Regions from separate parts of the Homo sapiens genome. Here all the other regions are linked to region 3. The links are chromatin loops, found by intact Hi-C in ENCODE. Cell type or tissue: IMR-90. All regions are shown on one strand.

The links. Peaks named below come from ENCODE experiments on the same cell type or tissue, not always from the same donor. Only the 100,000 strongest peaks of a DNase experiment are listed, where the experiment ranks them.
Region 1: a loop joins it to region 3, with 16 times the contacts of the local background. A loop is called at or near these places in 55 of 110 quality-filtered maps.
Region 2: it touches region 3 in a loop (12-fold over the local background); 99 of 110 quality-filtered maps call a loop at or near these places.

The regions. Positions count from the first base shown.
Region 1 is chr18:35,753,354-35,761,353 of GRCh38, forward strand. No RefSeq gene overlaps it. Among named protein-coding and RNA genes, the nearest start is that of MIR187, 150 kb to the right of the region's middle. RefSeq lists an enhancer at 3,192-3,486. In IMR-90, a CTCF peak has its summit at 3,349 (motif pointing right); a DNase peak (open chromatin) is centred at 3,338; H3K27me3 peaks cover 2,326 bases.
Region 2 is chr18:36,013,258-36,021,257 of GRCh38, forward strand. All of the region lies in intron 6 of RPRD1A (regulation of nuclear pre-mRNA domain containing 1A), which reads right to left. Among named protein-coding and RNA genes, the nearest start is that of RMP24, 45 kb to the left of the region's middle. In IMR-90, a CTCF peak has its summit at 4,607 (motif pointing right); a DNase peak (open chromatin) is centred at 4,614.
Region 3 is chr18:36,281,873-36,289,872 of GRCh38, forward strand. No RefSeq gene overlaps it. Among named protein-coding and RNA genes, the nearest start is that of FHOD3, 12 kb to the right of the region's middle. In IMR-90, a CTCF peak has its summit at 3,009 (motif pointing left); a DNase peak (open chromatin) is centred at 2,999; H3K27me3 peaks cover 196 bases.

The sequences.
Region 1 (8,000 bases), 530 kb before region 3:
AATTAGACTTTCCTATTTTCTAAAGCCATAATCTGACACCAGGCTTCTTTCTAAAACATGTATAAGTAACTAGGATTTCTAATGCATCTCCGGAATGCATGTATGTTGAAACTCATTGTGCAACACTTGCCGACATCAAGGCACCAAATTACCTACATGGCTAATATGGTCCAAATTACCCTTAAGCTCCCACTTTAAGGTCCATAAATACCCCTAAGGAAAATCCACCTTGGCACGCTCAGTCTTGTCTAGCTGAAGCGCCCTGCTATACTCTGCTGCAGTGTTCTTTCTGTTTAATAAAACTTTCCTCTTCAAACCTATTCTGCTGTCGGTACATTCTTTTCCCATATGTGAGCCAATCACTCTCCACTGCCAGGGCTCTGACAACTTGCCTGGCAGAAACCTATAGGATGTTTCAACATGTTCAAGGGAGAATCCAAAGAATAGACACATTTATATATCAGGAATATTAAAATGAACTTACAAGTGGATCCCAAACTGGTTTCTCCACATTGGCAGGGTCATCCCTTCACCAGAGAGAATTTATTTGCATGTCCATAGGCAAGACTTATTTTGTTTGCTGTCAGTCATTTACAACTTATAGATTTGTAAAACAGCACACAGTGAGATACCCCTACAGGGTGTGATCTAAACAATTCATAGTTTTCCATTAAATCACACATTTTCCCCTCAAGAATCTCCAGCTGAAATGATCCAACAGGATTTGGTCAGTCTGTGGCCTGGCCAGCTGGGGGCCACACCCTGACGGAGGCCCATAGCTCCTGATGAGTGGGAGAGGATGGGGGACGCTTGGAAAGAACCTAGGGTTCCCACAGTGAGGATCAGCATGGCTTTGTATAGCCCATCTCTGAATGCCTCAGAACCCACTAGGAATAAGCAATTTACTGTTATTGAAGTCTGTGAAATAATTCATTCCTAAATAAATTTGCTAGGGAATTGTGGGCTGTAATTACTGACAGACATTGCCAGACATTGAAGGTCTATCAGGCAAAAACCAAACAGAACCGACTAGACTTGTAGGCGGATGCAAGACAGGTGAAGAGGCAGGAGGAGGCTGTGTGGGACACAGCCGGGTGGTTTGCACGCTGTGTCCTCATCCTGCATTATCTTCTTCCAAGGCCCTGGCATAAACGAGCTCCAGGTGTGGAAGACAGAGGATGATGAAGGAGCTGGCTGAGGTGGCCCCTGAATTCAGATCCCCCTCCCCAAGGTGGTTCCTGAGGGGCATGGGGCCTGCTGGAGTTCAGCGGGGCTTCAAAGCAGACAGACCTGGAGTCCCTGTCCTGGCCCTGCCATATCCCCAAGTCAGTGACCCCAGAGTGAGCCTTGCACCCCCTAGGCCCTCATCACATGTGCTAATAGCGTTGGAAATAGTAACTTGAAGCCCCAGCTCTGTCCTGGCTCAAGAGGCACTCAGTTCCCTTCCTCTCACCAGTGTGATGGTACCTCTGAGTTGCCAGAGGAAGACTGGGCAGCCTGGCTCGCTGCAGCCTGCAGGAGGTGGGCAAATGTCAGAAGGTCCTGTTTTGGGGCTCCCCAATATCCAGGATCTCAAAAAAGTCTGGGTGGTGTTTGCTTCACTCTTGAGTGTAGCCTCACCCCTCAGGCCCTGGTTACAGCATGGCCGGCAACTCCTTTGCCTACTATAGTGGATTCTGACCCAGTCTTTCTGCCACCCGCCCCTTCTCCCTCCACTCCACACACAACCCCTGTCAGCTAGACCAGGAACACTGGGATGTAGGGTCTGTGCAGGCAACAAGCTAACAACATGGGGAAAGGTCACATACTTCGTCCTTGGGAATGTTGGCACCTAATGCCCTGGTGGGCAGAGAGCACATTCTTCCTGCAAGTTTGCTGATCAAATGCCCTTAGCAATAAACAAGAAATATGCTCACAGGCTGGCAGGGAAAATGGATGTGAAACAAATCATTGCAAATGACTAAGTAAACAATTGACAACATGATAAGGACCACGAAGGAAAAATCTAGTATTCTATGGGAGCCACGGTCTGAGCTGAGCAGGTGGTGAGAGGTCAGGTAGGCTTCCCTGAGGAAAGAGACTTACACTGAAACCTGAAGGATGAGAAAGAGTTGGCTGGGGGAAGAGCAGAACAAAGAGTTCCAGGTGGAGGGACAACGTGTAGGCCCCGTAGTACAGCTCTGCCATAGCTACTTCTCAGCTTGGATCCTCTCCGTGACTCCCGGGGACGCTGTCCAGCAAAGCCCACTCTCCTTTCCTGAGGCCCCATGCTAAGGCCAAGCCCTTCTGTCAGATTTCTCACCTGCTGCTCTCCTTGCGCACTCAGGACCCAGCCAGATGAACTATTCTTGCCCCCAGAGCCTGTCCTATGTTCTCAGCTTTGTGCTTTGCCTAGTGCTGCTGTTCTCCTGGAAATGCCCTTTTGCCTCCTCTCCACCTGCTAAAATCCTCCCCTTGGTTCCAGTTCTGGATGAGATGGAACAAGCATATCCTGACCTGTCTATCCCACCGAAGGCAGCTGTAACCCTGGGCGGCACGCATGGAGCAGCCATCTGAAGACTCGGAAAAGTAAATAGCAGCAGATGCATTTGGAAGAAAACCAAAGCCTGAAGTATCTCAGCACCAGCAGTGAGTTTACCACTCTTGTTCCTCTGAGATTCCCCTGCCTGGGCTCAAGGCACCCCAAAACGTGGATGTGGATTCGGGTAGGGATCTATCAAGCAGTTTGATTCCAGTCAGTCTCGTCAGAGAATCCTTACCAAGGGCATCCACATCTGTGACACCAGCTGCCCATCAGCGGCCTCGATTTGTTTCCAGTTTGCTGCTCCAAAGAGGGATGTCTGTAACCTTCCAGTCTAGAGTCTTCCCAGCAGCAGAGCAGACGGCCAGGCCATTGGTGCCAGGTAAGAGTTAGTTAACATGTAGCAAATTTCTTTGCGGGAAGCACTGGCGAGGGCATTAGGACTGCAGTGAGTTCTGCCCACTGAGCAGAGTGATCATGTTCACTTATTGTTTTATGGAGATGGTGCTGAGGCTGAACACCTACAGCAGCTTTGCTTTAGGGGGCATGGTTGGTGATAATGTTTCCGCTAAAGGGATTGCTGCCAAGATGCTGCTAAGGAGAGGCCAACTGGCTCTTGAATACTCCATTTCCTTTTAAACGGAGAGATCTCTTAGGCTCTTCTCACTTTTTTAGTCATTGAGTGAGTTGATACACCCCAAAATGGGGATGGCAGGCCAAAGAGTCACAAAGCATCCTCGCGTCAGGCATTCAGTTCCAGCAAGAGCTTGGTCACAGCTGCCTTGGAACAAAAAAAAAGTTTATTTGGCTTCTCTTCCAGCAGGTGGCGCTGTTATACTAGGAACTGCCTCTGAGTAGTCCTGCAGCCATTAAATCTTTAATTAAATTGATTTCTCTTTCTCTTGCTGTGATTCTTTGTCTCTGCTGGGCCACCAGGTATTGTTTAGGTAGGTAAGAGGGGAAGAAAAAATGATACCAGAAGGAAATGTGGAACATTAGAAATGAACAAGAACAGAAATGGCAAATATCTGGATAAGTATAATAGGTTATTCTTCTCTTGTTGAGTTCTTTAAAATATGTAAGACAATTAAAAGCAAAAATTTTTAACACCATTTTAAAAAGTTTCAAAGTATGTAGCTGTAATACATGAGACAATTACAACAAAAAGAGGAGGAAGGTAAGGAGATCCATATGGTGGTAAGATTCTGATATTCCACTTGAAATGGTGAAATATCGATTCTAAATAGACTACAAAAAGTCAAATATGTATATTGTAATCCTTAGAACACTGAAAAATTACACCAAGAGTTAATGCCAAAAACCCACTAGAGGCCGGGAGTGGTGGCTCACACCTGTAATCTCAACACTTTGGGAGGCTGAGGAAGGTGGATCACTTGAGGTCAAGAGTTTGAGACCACCCTGGCCAACATGGTGAAACCCTGTTTCTACTAAAAATACAAAAATTAGCTGGGCATGGTGGTGCATGCCTGTAGTCCCAGCTACTTGGGAGGCTGAAGTGGGAGAATTGCTTGAACCTGGGAGGCAGGGGTTGCAGTGAGCCTAGATTGCACCACTGCACTCCAGCCTGGGTGACAGAGAGAGACTCCATCTCAAAAAAAGAAGAAGAAAAAAAAAACCCAATAACACACACACTAGATAACTTAAACTAGAATACTAAAAAAGAAGTTTAAGTAAACCAAACAAAGGAAAAAAAAAAAGGTGAACTAAAAATACAGAAAAAAGTAGAAAATAAATAATAATTAGAAGACCTGAATCCAAACATATCAATAATTACATTACATGTAAATGACATAAACACACCAATTAAAAGATAGAGATTGACAGAATGAATTTTATAAAAATGACTCAAGTACATGCTCTCTATAAGAAACTCTCCTCAAATATTATAGTATAGGTAGGTTAAAAAGAAAAACTATGGAAAAAAAAAAAAAAACTGCACATTGAAGACCCCAACTGAAACAAAACTACTATGTTAATATCAAAGTAGACTTCAGAACAAAGAAAACTACCAGGGTTAAAAAGGGATATTACATATTGGTAGAAAAGTTAATTCACTGGTACTGGCATAACAACAGACACATAGAACAATAGAACATAATAGAGAACCCAAATATAAATCCACACATTTATAACCAACTCATCTTTGACAAAAGATCCCAGAATATGCAATAGGGAAAGGACAGTCTTTTCAATAAATGGTGCTGAGAAAACTGAACAACTAAATGCAGAAGAATGAAACCAGATCCCTATCTCTCACTATACACAAAAATCAAATCAAAAAGGATTAAAGATTTAAAAGGACTAAAACCTGAAACTATGAAACTACTAGAAGAAAACATTGAGGAAAAGCTCCAGGCAATCAAAGCAAAAATAGACAACGGAGATTACATCAAGTTAAAAAGCTTCTGCACAGCAAATGAAACAAGGTGAACAGGCAACCTACAAAATGGGAAAAAAATATTTGCAAACTGTCCCTCTGCCAAGAGAGTAATAACCAGAATATATAAAGAGTTCAAACAACTCAATAGCATAAAACAAATAATCTGATTTTAAAATGGGTGTCTGGGCACTGTGGCTTACACCTATAATCCTAGCATTTTGGGAGGCCAAGGCGAGAGGATAGCTTGAGCCCAGGAGTTTAAGATCAGCCTAGGCAACATAGTAAGACCCTACCTCTTGAAAAAAAAAAAAAAAAAAGTAGCTGGGTGCAGTGGCATCATGCACCTGTATTCCCAGCTCCTTGGGAAGCTGTAGTGGATCATTTGAGCCCAGAAGGTTGAGGCTGCAGTGAGTAGTGATGATGCCACTGCACTCCAGCCTGGGTGAAAAAAGAACAAGACCCTGTGTCAGTTAAAAAAATATTTTAAAAGAGTAAAAAGTATTAAAAATTTAAAAATAAATAAAAATCGGCAAAAGATCTGAACTGACATTTCTCAAAAGAAGATATACAAATGGCCAACAAGTATATGAAAAAATGTTCAACATCACTAATTATCAGGAAAGTGCAAATCAAAACCACAACGAGGTATTATCTCACCTTGTTTAAAATAGCTTGTACCAAAAAGGCAGGCAATAACAGATGTTGACAAGGATGTGGAGAAAGGGGAACCCTTGTACACTGTTGGTGGGAATGTAAATTAGCACAGCCACTATGGAGATCAGTATAGAGTTTCCTCAAAAAACCAAAAATAGAACTATCACATGATTCAGCAATTCCACTATAGGGTATATATCCAAAAGAAAGGAGGTCAATGTATCAAAGAGATGTCTGCCTTCTAATGTTTATTGCAGCACTATTTACAAAATCCAGAATACAGAATCAACCTAAGTGCCCACTAATGGATGAATGGATAAAGAATATGTACCTATACACAATGGAATATTATTCATCCATAAAAAGAGTGAAATCTTGCCATTTGCAACAACATGGATGGAACTGGAGGCCATTATGTTAAGTGAAATAAGCAAAGCATAGAAAGACAAACACTGCATGTCCTCACTTGTGGGAGCCAAAGAAGAGATCTCATGGAGATGAAGAGTAGATAGGTGGTTACCAGAGGCTGGGGAGGGGGGAGGGGGGAGGGGAGAGGGGAAGGGGGAATGAAGGGGAAAAATAATGTAAATTATTTATCACCACAGAATTTTACACTTAAAATGGTAAAGATGGTGAATTATACATGTATATTTTACCTCAATACACTTTTTTTAAAAAAAAAAGAAAAATCAATTCATCACCAGGAAAGCACAACAATTCTAAATGTATGAGCACTTGAGAATAGAGCTTCAAAATGCAGAAAACAAAAATTGTCAGAATATAAAAGGAGTAGACATGCTGACAATAATACTTGGAGATTGCAACACTCCTTTCTATGTAATATATAGAAATAGTGGCAAGGATAGAATGGAACACTATCAACTAACTTGAATTAAGTCATATTTACAGAACACTACACACTACAACAGCAGACTACACATTCTTTTCAAATGCACATGGAACATTTACAAAGATAGGCCATATTGTGAATAACATATCCAACCTTAAATTTAAAAGCACTGAAATCATACAAAGTATGTTTTCTGACTATAATGGAATTAAACTAGAAATCAATAAGAGAAGGATAACAGGAAAATTTCTAAACAATAAGAAAGCAAACCACACACTTAAAAAAGGGAAATCAGAAAATATATTGAAATGAAAGAAAATAACTATGTAACATATCAAAACTTGTGGGATGTAGCTAAAGTGGGAAGGGAATTTGCTGCATTAAATGATTGTATTACAAAACAAGAAATGTATCAAAACAACAATTTAAGCTTCTGCCATAAGAGACTAGGGAGGAAAAGAGCAAAATAAACCCAAAGTGAACAGGAGGAAGGAAATAATAAACAACAGTGTATTAAGGAAATTGAAGGGGGGGAGGAGCCAAGATGGCCGAATAGGAACAGCTCCGGTCTACAGCTCCCAGCGTGAGCAACGCAGAAGATGGGTGATTTCTGCATTTCCATCTGAGGTACCGGGTTCATCTCACTAGGGAGTGCCAGACAGTGGGCACAGGTCAGTGGGTGCAGCGCACCGTTGCACGAGCCAAAGCAGGGCGAGGCATTGCCTCACTCCGGAAGCGCAAGGGGTCAGGGAGTTCCCTTTCCTAGTCAAAGAAAGGGGTGACAGACGGCACCTGGAAAATCGGGTCACTTCCACCCAAATACTGCGCTTTTCCAACGGGCTTAAATAACGGTGCACCAGGAGATTATATCCCACACCTGGCTCGGAGGGACCTACGCCCACGGAGTCTCGCTGATTGCTAGCATAGCAGTCTGAGATCAAACTGCAAGGCGGCCCCGAGGCTAGGGGAGGGGCGCCCACCATTGCCCAGGCTTGCTTAGGTAAACAAAGCAGTGGGGAAGCTCGAACTGGGTGGAGCCCACCACAGCTCAAGGAGGCCTGCCTGCCTCTGTAGGCTCCACCTCTGGGGGCAGGGCACAGACAAACAAAAAGACAGCGGTAACCTCTGCAGACTTAAATGTCCCTGTCTGACAGCTTTGAAGAGAGCAGTGGTTCTTCCAGAATGCAGCTGGAGATCTGAGAACAGGCAGACTGCCTCCTCAAGTGGGTCCCTGACCCCTGACCCCTGAGCAGCCTAACTGGGAGGCACCCCCAGTAGCGGCAGACTGACACTTCACACGGCCGGGTACTCCTCTGAGACAAAATTTCCAGAGGAACAATCAGACAGCAGCATTCGTGGTTGCCTGATACCCAGGCAAACAGGGTCTGGAGTGGACCTCTAGCAAACTCCAACAGACCTGCAGCTGAGGGTCCTGTCTGTTACAAGGAAAACTAACAAACAGAAAGGACATCCACACCAAAAACCCATCTGTACATCACCATCATCAAAGACCAAAAGTAGATAAAACCACAAAGATGGGGAAAAAATAGAGCAGAAAAACTGGCAACTCTAAA
Region 2 (8,000 bases), 270 kb before region 3:
AAGCAGAGTTCTCATGCAGTAAGGAAGAATTAGTATAACAAAAAATGGCAACAACAAAACCATAGGAAATAGTGAAGGAAAATGAGAAAAGTGAGGCAAAACAAAAGATGAGCAGCGTGAAGATTCAGAACATTCAATATACCTATAATAAGATTTAAGAAAAAAACTATAAACTGAGAAGCAAAAATAAAAGACAACTTGGGTCTTCCCAATATAAGGGCACATCAAATATCAAGCAAAATTAATGAAAGACCAATATCCGAGATAGGTGCTAGTCAGTTTAGGATAAAGGAAAAAAATACAATATCTAGGCCAAAAGACAAAAAGATATTCAGTGAAGCTGTTGTCCACGGGTGAACAGGAAGGAGAGCCACTCTCAGACATGCAAAGACCTGCGCCATTTTTGTTGCTCTTCATGACATCTTTATTTTTATCCTTTATTTTAAAATATTAAAATGTAATTTTTCTTTTTTCTGGAATATCTTTACAAGTAAAAAAAAGTTTTTTTACATTTCTGACACATGAATCAAGTAAAATTTTATGTGAGAAATAATGCATGAATAACGATAATGAAACAGTAAAACGTTTCAAAAATAAAATTTCTTAAACACCAACAAAATGATCTATCTAGAATCCTATAAACAAAACAGGTCCATAAAAAACCATAAGGAAGGAGTCTGAGAGAAACTCAGATAATGGGATATTGTTTCAAGTCATGCATTTTCAGTATTTGTGGTTTTTATTATCTTCCTGTGATTTTTGGTACTCCACATTTTCTCCACAGTGTGAGTATATAAATATACACACACCTACATACACATACATATATAAAAGAATATATGTATTTGGACAAATATTTTTTGCTAATTTCTTTAAAAAGCTTATAAATTTCTATTACTGCCAGCATGTGTCATAAATATTAAAAATAAACAAATAAAAAAGCATATAAATTTCTAGCAATTGTCCAGAAGATAGAACAGACTACTCTCAAAACAGTATGTTCCCTTTACACCAGAAACTTCCAAGCGGAAGCTGGCTAAACTATCTCATCTTTCAGGAAATATTCCAGAATCATTTCCAGTAAAAAGTCAGTTAGATGGTCTCCAAATTCTTTCTAGTTCCCGACTATAACAAATATCATCAACCTAAAATGACACCATCACTTACAACAGAAAACAACCTGATTTTAAAATAGGCAAGGCTGGGCGCCATGGCTCACGCCTGTAATCCCAGCACTTTGGAAGGCCAAGGCAGGCGGATCACGAGGTCAGGAGATCGAGACCATCCTGGCTAACACACGGTGAAACCCCGTCTCTACTAAAAATACAAAAAACAATTAGCCGGGTGTGGTGGCGGGCGCCTATAGTCCCAGCTACTCGGGAGGCTGAGGCAGGAGAATGGCGTGAACCTGGGAGGCAGAGCTTGCAGTGAGCCGAGATCGCGCCACGGCACTCCAGCCTGGGCAACAAAGCGAGACTCCGTCTCAAGAAAATAAATAAATAAATAAATAAAAATAAAATAGGCAAAGGACTTGAATAGACATTTCTCCAAAGCTAAACAAATGGCCATAAGCATATGAAAAAGGTGTTCAATATCATTAATTATTAGGGAAACGCAAATCAAAACCACAATGAGATACTACCTAATATACATTAGGATAGCTACTATCAACAAAGACAGAAAACACCAAATGTTGGTGAGGATGTGGAGAAAATGGAACCCTCGTGCTCTGTTGGTGGGAATGCAAAATGTTGTAGCACTATGGAAACCAGTATGTCAGTTCTCAAGAAAATTTGAAAATAGAATTAATGTATAATCTAGCAATTCAACCTCTCAGTAAATGCCCCCAACAAGTTGAAAGTAGGGTCTCACATACACACACACACACACACACACACACATATATACACATATATACACACACACACACACACACACACACACACATTCACATACTTTTTTTTTTTTTTTTTGAGACAGAGTCCCACTCTGTCGCCCAGGCTAGAGTGCAGTGGCGTGATCTCCGCTCACTGCAACCTCAGCCTCCCGGGTTCAAGTGATTCTCCTGCCTCAGCCTCTCAAATAGCTGGGACTACAGGTGCCAGCCACCACGTCCGGCTAATTTTTGTATTTTTAGTAGAAGCAGGGTTTCACCATGTTGGCCAGGCTGGTCTCAAACTCCCGACATAAAATAATCCACCCACAAAGTACTGGGATTACAGGCGTGAGCCACCATGCCCGGCCTCAAAGATATTATTTGTACACCAACAGTCCATAGCAGCATTATTCACAATAGCCAAGAGGTGGAAGCAACCCAAGTATACAGCCATGGACAAATGAAAACATGCAGTGTATACATTCAATGGATTACTATTCGGCCTTAAAAAGGAAGGAAATTCTGACATGTACTACAAATTGGATGAACCTAGAGGGCATTATGCTAAAGAAATAAGCCAGTCACAAAAAGAGAATACTGTATGCTTTCCCTTATATAAGGTATCCGGAATAGCCAAATTCAGAGACTGAAAGAAAAATTGGTGGCTGGGTGAAGGCGGAAATGAGAAATTGTTGAATGGGTAGGTACAGAGTTTCAGTTCTGCAATATGAAGAGTTCTAGAAATAAGGTGCAAAATCATGTGAATATAGTTAACACTAGTGACCTATATACATTTAAAAATGCTTAATATGGCAAATTTTATGTGTATTTTACCTGAAGTTTTTTAAAACAGTAAAATAAAACTATACCATCCCTGTGCACCCAGAATTTGGTCTACTAGTTACTTTCAATCACTACATACATTTAAGTAATCTGATAAAAGGCAAAGAGAAAAAAACTATGTAAAATAAATGCTTCTGATACTTATTACCAAACTGTCCTCCACAGAGTGGACCAAATGAATTTACATCAACAATATGTTAAGAGTTCCCATTTCCACAACCCCATGTCATTACAAAGAATATCTTTTCTTTTTTCTTTTTTTTGAGGCAGAGTTTCACTCTCGTTGCCCAGGCTGGAGTGCAATGGCACAATCTTGGCTCACCGCAACCTCCACCTACTGGGTTCAAGCGATTCTCCTGTCTTAGCCTCCCGAGCAGCTAGGATTACAGTTGCCTGCCACTACACCCAGCTAATTTTTGTATTTTTAGTAGAAACAGGGTTTCTCCATGTTGGTCAGGCTGGTCTTGAACTCCTGACCTCAGATGATCCGCCCGCCTCGGCTTCCCATAGTGCTGGGATTACAGGCATGAGCCACCGCGCCCGGCCTGTTTTGTTAAAACTGTAACTAACTCAAGCATGAAAACCATATCTCCTTTTGCTTTTTTTAAATTATTTTACTTCTAGGAATTTATGAGAAGACTATCACAGATAAGCCAAAACTTAGTTGAAGGGTGATTCAGAGCAATGTTTTCAGTATCAAACTGGAAGTAACATAAATGCCAAAAGGTGATTTAAAGCACTGTTCTTCAATAGCAAGGAACTGGAAGAAATATAAACGCTAAACAGTTAGCTGGCTAAACAAATACTACTTCCATAGAACAATGTAATTTAGCTATTAAATGAGATTTATAATCACATGAAAATTTTTATAGTAAATGTGCAAAAAGACACTATATAAAATGACATGTACAGTCTGATTCTATCCTTCTAAATCTTGCCAAAAGGTATTCAATGGGTGATAAAAATTTTGGATGGTATCTGCATGTGCTTATCAATGGTTTTTCAACTATGATAAGCATGTACTACTTTTGCAATAAAAAAAAAAACTGCCAGGTGCAGTGGCTCACACCTGTAATCCCAACACTCTGGGAGGCGAGGGCAGGTGGATCACCTACCTGAGCCCAGCAGTTCGAGACCAGCCTGGGCAACACGGTGAAACACTGTCTCTACAAAAAGCACAAAAATTAGTCGGGAGTCGTGGCACTCGCCTGTAGTCCCAGCTACTCGGGAGGCTGATCACCTGAGCCCTGGGAGGTCGAGGGTGCAGTCAGTCATGATTGTGCCACTGAGCTCCAACCTGGGTAACAGAGTGAGACCTTGTCTCAAAACACACACACACACACTTCACTGCTACCACCCACTGTAGTTCAGGCTTTTACTGCTGAGCACATTTTTCTAATTAAGTTGCATCTGGTCTCCCTACTGCTAATCTCTCTCCAATCTAATCCACTCAACAACTATAACCATTTTCAGACACTGCCAACACCACCACTCCTTTCTTCCCTTTGGCCTGTTATCAACCTCTACTGGGCCTGACATTCAAGTGCCCTCCACAATGTGGCTCCAAACTACTTTTCAATCTCATCTCACTTCTAAGAACTGATACAGTAACAACAAAATGTAATCTTTGTTAGCAGTTTATTAAGGACTTCGTCTCAAGAAAGCGTAACTGCCTATATGCATCATTGTTTTAACCATCAGAGTTCTATGAATGCCTCTCTTGACAGTAATTAGCATTAGTATTGATATTACATTTCCATTCCATGAATGAGTGAACAGGCACAAAGGGCAATAGAGTGTAAATTCCTCTCTGTTACATACTTTAACGTAAAAGAATGAACACTGGCTTAAGGACTCTGGTTTCATCTGTAGCTCCCGCTCTTCCACTAGATGGCACTATTACTCTTTACAAATTCAGTACTTATACAATGCTAAGGATTACTACTGTTCATTTCTTATTCACGTTATTCTCACATATTGTTAGTGTTATTCTCCTACAGAAGGGGAAAAAATGCAAGCTGGTAAAATAATTTTACAATTTCAAGACGATAATTTACTCCTTTGTTCAAAATGCTCAACTGCAGCTCTACAAACTGCATGCCTTGAACACACAGCCCACTTAAGACTTTTTAAGTACTGGACTCTGCTAAAATGATTTAACCAATTATGTTGGATATAATTTTATTCAAAATCCTCAAGTGTCTTTCAATCATTTTTATTTATTAAAGTATCATTCTTTTCTGATTTAGCTACAAGTAAGTTACCAATTTTAAATATATACCTCTTCCAAGTTACACTTTTTTTTTTTTTTTTTAAAGAAGGAGTCTCGCTCTGTCGCCCAGGCTGGAGTGCAGTGGCGCAATCTCGGCTCACTGCAAGCTCTGCCTCCTGGGTTCACGCCATTCTCCTGCCTCACACTCCCGAGTGGCTGGGACTACAGGCGCCCGCCACCACGCCCAACTAATTTTTTCTATTTTTAGTAGAGACGGGGTTTCACCGTGATAGCCAGGATGGTCTCGATGTCCTGACCTCGTGATCCACCCGCCTCGGCCTCCCAAAGTGCTAGGATTACAGGCGTGAGCCACCGCTCCCAGCCCCAAGTTACATTTCTAATGGCATTCATTTACTTAACACAAACACCTGAGTGCCTACCAGGAGACAGAAACTACTCTAAGCATTGAGGGCATGGTAATAAATATGAAAAACAAAACAAGGTTCATCTCATGAAACTCACATCCTAGTGGCAGGTGCACATGAAAACTAAGTATATAAAGTATTAATAGAAAGAATATGGAAGAAAAACAAAAACCAAAATGACAATGTAATACAGTTGGGAAGAGGGGGCCAGAGGAATGAGTAGATGGGACCAAAAGAAAAGGATGTAGGACTCTCTGAAGACTTGACATAGGAATATAAACCTGAGTGGAAAAGGAACCAGCTAAGGAAAGAGCAGGAGGCAAGAGCATTCCAGTCCCTCTCTGTTAACAATCAGCAAAGCAAAAAGCTCTGATTTTAGAACATGCTTGATATACCTGAAAAACAAAATGCAAGCCAAGATGATACAAGATGAGGTTAAATGGTGTCTGAGTTCAAAATAAGATCCAAAAGTGTAATGGGGACCATTGATTTTTTTTTTTTTTTTTTTTTTGGAGACAGAGTCTCGCTCTGTCGCCCAGGCTGGAGTGCAGTGGCGTGATCTTGGCTCACTGCAAGCTCCACCTCCCGGGTTCACGCCATTCTCCTGCCTCAGTCTCCCGAGCAGCCGGGACTACAGGAGCCCACCACCACGCCTGGCTAATTTTTTATATTTTTAGTAGAGATGGGGTTTCACCGTGTTAGCTGGGATGGTCTCGATCTCCTGACCTCGTCATCCACCCGCCTCAGCCTCCCAAAGTGCTGGGATTACAGGCATGAGCCACCGCGCCTGGCCCATTGATGAGTTTCTAAAGAGGAGTGTGATGGGATCTGATTTCTTAAAAGATCCATATGGTTGCAATGATGTAGGGAGATATGAGAGGGAGCAGAAGATCATCTTATAAGCCAGGTAGTACATGACAACCACTTAGACAGGGGTGGTTTGGCAGCAGTTATGAAACATGTATGTTACAGTTCTACTTAATTAAGACATAAAAAGTCTTCCATTTATATGATAGAGCAAACTCATGTTTATCTGCTCCCTCCCAATAAGTCACTAAAATAATAAAGCAATTTACACAGGCAGAAATCCACAAGCACAGAGGAAAGTGGACCACAGCATACCAATGTCAAGAACCTGTTGGACGGCCGGGTGTGGTGGCTCACGCCTGTAATCTCAGCACTCTGGGGGACCGAGGTGAGCGGGTCACCTGAGGTCAGGAGTTTGAGACAAGCCTGGCCAACATGGCAAAACCCTGTCTCTACTAAAAACACAAAAATTAGACAGCCGTGATGGCGCGCACCTGTAATCCCAGCTACTCAGGAGGCTGAGGCAGGAGAACTGCTTGAACCCAGGAGGCAGAGGTTGCAGCGAGCTGAGATCACGCCACTGCAGTCCAGCCTGGGTGAGAGAGTGAGACTCCATCTGAAAGAATGGAAGGGGAAGGAAAGGAATGGAAAGGACGAACCTGTTGGAAGATGAGGACAGCTGCAACAGGAAATAATGACCGAAAGTAATGTAATTCATCCTGAGGAATTCTGGATATGTTCCGGACTTTGCAGTACCAGTCTCCTTAATATGTAATGATAAGTCTTAAGGTTGACAAGAAGGATCAACTAAAACTCTACACGAATCTGGTAAAACCCTTATCCCATATAACTAAAAGATGGAAGATAAGAAGCTCAGCAAAAGAGTGTGCGCATCTAGGGACCCAAATCACAGTGCTAAGAGGTAAAAGCACTGTTCAAAAAACAGATGTCCTATGTTATCTAACCAGCAAATCTGGTGTGTTTTCCTCTGGAGAAAATGAATGGCCTTGGACAGAAGGCTTATAGATAATATTCAGAAATCATCAAAGAAGGCAATAAGACTGGTTAACAGGATCAAGTCTTTAACATGAATCAGCAATTTCATCTTTAGAAATTTATCAGAATTATTAACGGATCAATATGTGAGTGAAAAGTTAACTGAAGAGATGTTCTCTGAAATTCTGTTAAGAATAGAAAAGCAATAAAAATAAATAGTCTGAGCAACACAGCAAAACCTCATCTCTGCAAAAAAATAAAAAATTGGCCAGGCATTGTGAGGTACACTTGTAGTCCTAGCTACTTGGGAGGCTGAGGCAGGAGGTGTGTGAGGTTACAGTGAGCTATGATCTTGCCACTGTACTCCAGTGTGGATGACAAAGTGAGATCCTGTCTATTTAAAAAAAAAAAAGTAACAGAGAACAGAGCAGTTAAATAAATTATCATACATCCATATATTAAAAGGAAAACAATGACATGTAAGATGCATATAATGTATTACATGAAAAAGAAAGGACAGAAAATGCAGAGCCCATAAACAGGGCTAAGTCTTTTGCTTAAGTAACTTTTTCCCTTTGATGGAAATAATTACTTGTATTATCAACAACTAAAAGATTACACGATTCCTGAAAAAACTCAGTTAAACATAAAATATTTTAGGACAATATTTAGACCTCAAAAATATAAATTAAGAAACTAGTCACATGCTTCTTTGAAACATCCACAGAGCTGCATCTTACCAAATTCTAAATTTAAATCAAATACAGCCATACCTCGTTTTATCATGCTTCATTTTAATACACTTTCAAGATACTGTGTTTTCTTATAAGCTGAGTTTGTG
Region 3 (8,000 bases):
GTTAACCTTGAATGATTTGGTGTATAGGTTTCCAGACTTTCCCCCGTGCCACCAATAACTCGTGCCCTTCTGTGTAGCTTCTCTTAGTGCTCTTGTGACTCTGTTCTTTGCATTGATGGAAAAGCCATATGTGGTGGCTCTCCAGGATTCTTGAAAAAAGCTCAGCCCTGGCCTTTCCAGACAGCTCGTTGGGAGTTTAGAACACCCTTTTGTCATCCCTTTGAGATCTTGGCTGGATGCCACCCTGGGCTCCTCTCTGGCTCACTACCCTCCTCTCCTGGCCTTCTTCACCAGCTTTGGTTAATGAAACTTGATGGATCATAGTGCCGAGCACTGTGCTTCGTGCTGGGGGCACAAAGATGCATTTTACATAGTCCCTGCTCTTAAGGAGCTGAGTGAGGATCTAGTGGGTGGAACCAATGTATAAGCAGAAACCATTAAAATAATCTAGTCACTAATTTCAACAGTTCCCATGAGGGAAGCATTTAAAAATGATTTCACACGCAGAGTTTGGTCCCCAATTTTAGAAAAAACTTATAAATCCTGTTAAAACATGGCTTCAGCTAAGAAGTCCCAATGAATTTTAAATGTTTATTTAACATTTAAAGCAGCAGATTTACGAGAAATCTATTCAAAATGTTGAATTTATAGTAGTTGTACCCTTTCCACATGTTTTGCTTATAGCTCAAATTAGCCTTTTTAAAAAACACAGTTGCTTAATGATGCTGAATTAATCATTCACTCAGCAATAATTAATTCTTACCAGTGGAAGCACGATGACTTTTCTCATAAAACATGGAGAAAAACAACTCATTTAGTGACTTAGTGACAAAGTAGTATGTTGGAATTTTGATTGCAGTAACTGAAGATGAGTAGGGTTATTGAGATCATACTTTTTTGCACATTAAAAACTATTTCTTATTAAAGAAATTTATTAATAAAAATAACATTTATTTTCTACTTGTGAATGTATATAGAGTCATGCACTTTTATTTTATTTAATTCTCACAAAAACCCTAAGGGTAGGTATTTATACCTACATTTTCCAAATGAGGAAACTGAGGCTTAGAGGGATTAATTGACCCAATCAAGATCAGAGGACGACTTATACAGAGCAAGGATAAGATTTGAACCTAGGTCTGCCTTTTCACCATTGTGATAAACTGCTGAATAATGATCATTGTGGGCACCATTGTAAGCACTTCACAGGTATTAAATTACTTAATCCTCTCTAACAAGTTTATGAGAAATCTATGACTATTACCATCTCCATTTTAGAAATGAGGGAAGAGAGGCACGGAGAGAGTAAGTCACTTGCCCTAGGACCCTGAGCTCGTAAGTAGTGGGGCTAGGTTTTGAACCCAGGCCTCTAACTCAGGCATCCATTTTTTTGCTCACCTCACTCAAGGAAAGCCATTATTGTTTATTAAACAAATTGCTTTTTGATACACATAAAATATTGTAAAAATAAGCATTAGCAAGTGATTTGTTCATGAGCTGTGATGGCCACTGTGTGCCTCCCATTGCACTGGATGGTGATTGTGAGAAAAGAAAAGACCACAGTTCTTTTTTATAGAACAGCATCTCACTCTATCACCCAGGCTGGAGTGCAGTGGCATGATCATAGCTCACTGTAACCTCAAACCCCTTGCTCAAGTCATCCTCCCGCCCCAGCCTCCCAAAACACTGGGATTACAGGCTTAAGCCATGGGCACGGTCCCACAGTTCTCGTGTTCAGTGAGCTAGATGGCTCTTATCAGATGATCACAAGGACAATGGCGCTTTCAGGGAGGTTCGGGAGCCAGGTGTACATCTAGCAGGGACCAGGTTGGCCTGTGAGATTGAAAGGGAAGTCCCACAGATGGTCAGAGTGCCATCTCCTTGGGATGACAGAAAGCTGTCCATGAACTGGGTTCAGTGGCTCATGCCTGTAATCCCCACACTTTGGGAGCCCAAGGTGGGTGGATCACGAGGTCAGAAGATTGAGACCATCCTGGCCAACATGGTGAGACCCTGTCTCTACTAAAAATACAAAAAAATTAGCTGGGCATGGTGGCGGGCGCCTGTAATCTCAGCTACTCAGGAGGCTGAGGCAGGAGAATCACTTGAACCCGGGAGGCGGAGTTTGCAGTGAGCTGAGATCATGCCACTGCACTCTAGCCTGGGTGACAGCAAGAGACTCCATCTCAAAAAAAAAAAGAATGCTGTCCATACAGAAGCTGCCATGTCCGTTTCCACCAACAACTACCTCTGGCCTCCAGGGCCTTCAGCAAGGGAAGAGAGGAAAAGGCATTTGGAGTGTGCCACAACCTTTCAACTGCGATGAGAGACGCTAGGCACTGGAAGGCTGGCTCCAGTGATGGCATTTGTTCTTTGGAGTGACCCTCTGATCAGAAGAAGCCCTCTGGACCAACTGTGTCCCATCCTTCTCAGCTCTTTTTTATCCGAGAGGGAGGGGTAAGCTACTGAGGACAGCACAGGCTACAGGGATCCAGCGGATCCAGAGATCCACTGCTAGAACCGAATGCTGGCTAGTGCTTGAAGAGGATGCTGATACAACAAGCCATCCAAGGACACTGAAAGCAGCAGAAACCTTCACTGGGCAGGCAGTGTTCCCAGCACCTCGGATCTCCAAGAAAGGCTGAGGCTCTTCTTGCCAAGGGAAGAGTTCAGGACATCCTTGGAAGCAGAAGGAAAGCTAGGATCCATCCACCTGGCAGGCACCTTCAGCCTGTCTTTCCTTTTTGTTTTTAGTCTTTTCCCTATTCTCTTGTTTGTGCAGACAGAATTAACTTCTACATAACTCACTTTGCAAATCTCCAAATAAAAATCATGGAAAACATCATACTATATGAGCAAGTGATTGAACATCTCTAAGTCTTACTATGTCTCATCTGAAAAGCGAGGAAAACCACAGGATCTATCTTATAGAATCGAGATCAAATGAGCCAGTTTGTATTTTAGCTCAGTGCCTCAAAATAATTATGCCTGAGTAATCCAAGTCTACCACCTGCTGGCAGCATTAGGTAAGTGCAGAATTTGTTTCTTCAAGAGGCTAAAAACTGGTGCAAATTGGGTCAGCAAATCCTAAAGAGAAGAATGGCAAACATGATCACACCTCTGACCCTCTGCCTGGGTTACTGAATGGACCAGATTTCAGATGATTTTCAGTATTGATGTTGGTGTCGTTTAAAAGTTAGTTTCTGAATTATTTCTTGATCAGATTACTTAAACCTACTTTACATCGACCATTCTTTTGGGGTTCCCTATTTTTCTTAGAATTCTTTAAGGACGCTGCTTTGCATTGGTGATTTCATTAGGTAGAGTCTCTCTCTCTCTCTTTCTGAGTGGGTGTGTGACTGTATACAAAAATATATAAATATATGTACATATAGAAAACGTTTTAATATGTATAGAGATGTGTATATGTATATATAGAGAGAGTATTTTAATGCATCTATGTGGAGTGTGTGTGTACATTGAGAGAGCTTTAATATATAGTGCCCATTCTCAGCAGCAGATCTAGGTTTTGTGAGCCTAAAATGCATGCAATTTTAAAGTCATCTTTAAGGAAAAGAATACAAAATCAGGCCAGGTGCAGTGGCTGATACCTGTAATCCCAGAACTTTAGGAGGCTGAGGCAGGAGCATCACTTGAGGCCAGGAGTTTGAGACCAGCCTGGGCAATATAGTGAGACTTCATTTCTATAAAATATTAAAAATTATCTGAGTGTGACTGCATGCACCTGTGGTTTCAGCTACTCTGGAGGCTGAGGTGAGAGGACTGCTTGAGCCAGGGAGGTGGAGGTTGCAGTGAGCCAGCCTGAGTGACACAGCAAGACCCTGTCTCGAAAGAAAAAGAAAAAGAAACCCTGCAAAACAAAAAACAAACCAAAACCCAATAAAAACCCAACCCCAAACAGAAACAAACAAAGAATATAAAACCATGAATTAAAAATTAGATACAAAAAGATTGACTTGCATGAGAAGAGAAGGGGCTTTGGAAGAAGTCTGCACAGTAACAGCCCTGAGCTGAAACCTTGTTACCTTTGTAATAAATCTGCCTCTGCCTGATTTCTCACTGCCTCCTTTTCTTGTCCATCTAAGTGCCGCCCAACCTCTCCAGGGTTACTTTTACAGTGCTTTTTGCAGTTTACAGAGTGAAGCACTTTTTGTTAACTTCCTAAACGGTCCCATGAAGACCTGTCCTGGTCTTTCCTCTTCAACTTATGGGTGGAAACAAATTGTTTTGACATCACTCGGAGACACTACTTGCTGCAGTCAGGACAGAGTCCTCCATTCATTGTGACCTGGGGATTTCCTTTCCACCTGGGTGCTGAAGCTCTCTGTTGCAGGAAGCATGTCTGGTTATCAAAAATTATTATCCTCGGTCGGGCACAGTGGCTTACACCTGTAATCCCAGCACTTTGGGAGGCCAAGGCGGGTGGTTCACCTGAGGTCGAGAGTTCAAGACCAGCCTGAGCAACATGGTGAAATCCTGTCTCTACTAAAAATACAAAAATTAGCTGAGCATGGTGGTGGGTGCCTGTAATCCCAGCTACTCGGGAGGCTCAGGCAGGAGAATTGCTTGAACCTGGGAGGTGGAGGTTGCAGTGAGCCGAGATCACGCCACTGCACTCCAGCCTGGGTGACAAGAGCAAAACTCCTCAAAGAAAAAAAAAAATTCTCTCATTTCCTCCTGGGGCACAGCAAATATTATGTCACATTTATCCACAGTTTGGTAAAATAGCCTTACTTTTTTTTTTTTTTTTAGCTAAATAGATAACTAGCTAAAACTTTTTAACCAGAAAAGGTGAAGTTACCTTAGAAAAAATAATCGAAAATTGGACACTCAAGACCCTTCTACCCCCATACAATTGCTTTCCAGTGGCTAAAGTCAATGTACACTATTTGTATTCTGTTTTACTCTAAAGATTTTGTGTATTTCAACATGGTCTTCATAAGTACATTTAAATAATGCATGGTTGTATTCATGTATTATAAGTAATACAAATATACCTCATATTGATAGACATATAAATTTCCAGTTTTTAATTTTATAATTAATACTACAATAAACCTTATTTTTGAACATGGCTATTTATTTATTCATTTTTTTTTGCTCCTGCTAAATTATTTTCTAAGAATATGAATGGAATTCCAGGATAATATTTATGAAAATATTGCCAGGTACAGTCATAGTATTTTCCACTAGAAATGTGCAATATAAAGCGTGCAGTGTTTCACTAGCATGCAGATCCATGTGTTCAGGTTCCCTGCAGTTGGGCTTTCAAGTGTATCATAAGGAACATACACTCCAGTTCTTCCCTGGTGTAGCTTGTTGTGTTCGTGGCACCTTCATAGGACCAAGGAGGCAGCATGTACAGCCTCTAGGGAGAATGAACCAGAGTGGCTTCAGGATTTAGAGAAGGTAGAAGTGTGCCTGACGACAAGAATGCGGGGAGAGTAACGGGAACTGAGGAGTGGACAGAGTGACCCTGCATCTTTCCCCACCCAGTTCTAGTGAGGCTGGGAGGCTGAAAGATGCAGGCTCACTCCCAGCATCAGTGGGGCCCAGGACAAAAGTTCAAATGGATACCCATATGTCATATGTCTAAATATTTAACATTCATAAATTAAACATAAGAAATATTAACTAAAATATGTGCTAGCCTCCTACTCTGACAAAATCCTTGGCACTCTGCATAGGAGCACGATGGCATGGGAAGAGCTGGTCCAGCTCCTGGTTGCCAGCCATAGCCTACAGCCATTTTCTTCTCACCCTTGAGCCGTGAACCCCAGATGTGTAGACACTGGAGACTATACATTCAAACTCTGTCCATACCTTCCCCTGCAATCAGCTGCCATTTAGCCCCTTTTCATGCTTAGGGGTGCACCCCTACGGATGCTCTGAAAATGACACACACATACAGGCCTTGGGGACATGTTCAGAGTCATGTGGGCATCTGAGGTCCTGGTGCCTGGAGAATAGTCTAGAGAGCAGCTTGGGTTCCAGGTGGGCATAACATCTTGGTCCTGTGGACTTGCCCTATAGGGAAGGATGGCAGGAGCAGGGCCAGGATGAGGCCCTCCAAAGCATGGAGCCCAAGGCAGGGGCCTTTCTTGTTCTGGGCAAAGGGCAGTATTGTTAAAATTTTTCTGGAGAAAGTAAACTACCCCAGAGGAAAGACCTAAAGATAGTCAAGAAATAAGCCATTTGTCCACTGGTTTGGTCTGCAGTGGAGTCCATCAGGCAAAGTGCCTCTATTATACCCTAGAGCTTCCAATCAGCTTTCTTTCTTTCTTTTCTTTTTTCTTTTTCTTTTTTTTTTTTTTTTTTGAGGCAGAGTCTCGCTCTGTTGCCCAGGCTGGAGTGCAGTGGTGCAATCCTGGCTCACTGCAACCTCTGCCTCCCAGGTTCAAGCGATTTTCCTGCCCCAGCTTCCCAAGTAGCTGGGATTACAGGCGCCTGCCACCACACCCAGCTATTTTTCGTAGTTTTAGTAGAGACAGGGTTTCACCACATTGGTCAGGCTGGCCTCAAACTCCTGACCTCAAGTGATCCGCCTGCCTCGGCATCCCAAAGTGCTGGGATTACAGAAGTGGGCCACATTGCCCAGCCTCCCAGTTGGCTTTCAATGTGATGAACAGCCAAGGATCATGCCATTTGAGGAAAGTGTCTACTATAAAAGAAAAAAACTGAAAGAAAAAGAAGAAAGGAAGAACCCAAAGTGTACAGAAACAGTGCAGCAAAAAGAAGAAAACTTTAAAGAAAATGTGGTTAATAATATCAGGGAAATCCTGGAAATAAGAACAAGATATTTTAAAAAGAAAAATCACAGAACAAGACAGAATTCTTGAAAAGTAAAAACATGAATGCTGCAATACAACATTCAGTAGAAGAAAAGGAAATACAGTTTAGGAAATTTCCCAAAAAGTAGAAGAAAATAATCAGAGAGATGAACAGGGCAGAAAAGTTAAGAAAATTAGAGAACCTGCTTAGTGATCCAACATCTGAATAATAGGAGTTCTAGGAAGAGCAAGCAGAGAACACTGTGGAGAGGAAATGATCAAAAACAGGATATAAGAACATTTCTGCATCAAAGAGCAGGATCTCTGGATTAAGTAATATCCACAAAATGACAACAGGATGAATGAAAAAGAATCCCCACCAGGGCACCTCATCATGGAATTTCAGTATATTGGGAATAATGAGAAGGTTCAAAAAGCTTCCAAAGAGAGAGGGGAAAAAAGTTACCTATACAATGTAGAGTTACCTATACAGTTGCCCCTTGATATTCATGGTTGTTTGGTTCCAGGACCTCCCTTGGATACCAAAATCCGTGGGTGCTCAAGTCCTTCACATAAAATGGTGTAGTATTTAACATAACCTATGCATATCCTCCTGTATACTTTAAATCATCTGTAGATTACTTATAATATCTAATATCATGTAAATGTTATGTAAATAGCTGTTGTGTTGTTTAGGAAATAATGACAAATAAAAAAAGTCTGTACATGTTTAGTATAGATGCAAGCATTCATTCTTTTTTTGAATATTTCCAATCTGTGTAGGTTGACTCCATGGATGCAGAGCCCACAGACACAGAGGGCCAGCTATACCACAGCACAAATAGTCTAAAGCAACAAGAAAAATTAGAAGACAATGAAGCAATGCCTCAAAATTCTGAGTAAAAATCATTTTAACCTAGAATTGTATAACATATGTGTTATATTGTTTCAGAGATGACTACAACATTTCTTCATATCTGGGTACGTGTACCTCTTTGCAATGTGATTTCACTTCTCCCATCAGGGAGTGGAATCTATTTCCCCACTTCTTGAATCTAAGCTGATCTTAACTTATTTCAACCAAAAAAAAAAAAAGAGTAGCAAAACTGATACAGCATAATTTCTAAGCCCAGGTCTCAAGAGATCTTGCAGCTTCCACTGTTGACCTCTTAGAATGCTATCCTAAGTCTACCAGTGTAAAGAAGCCAG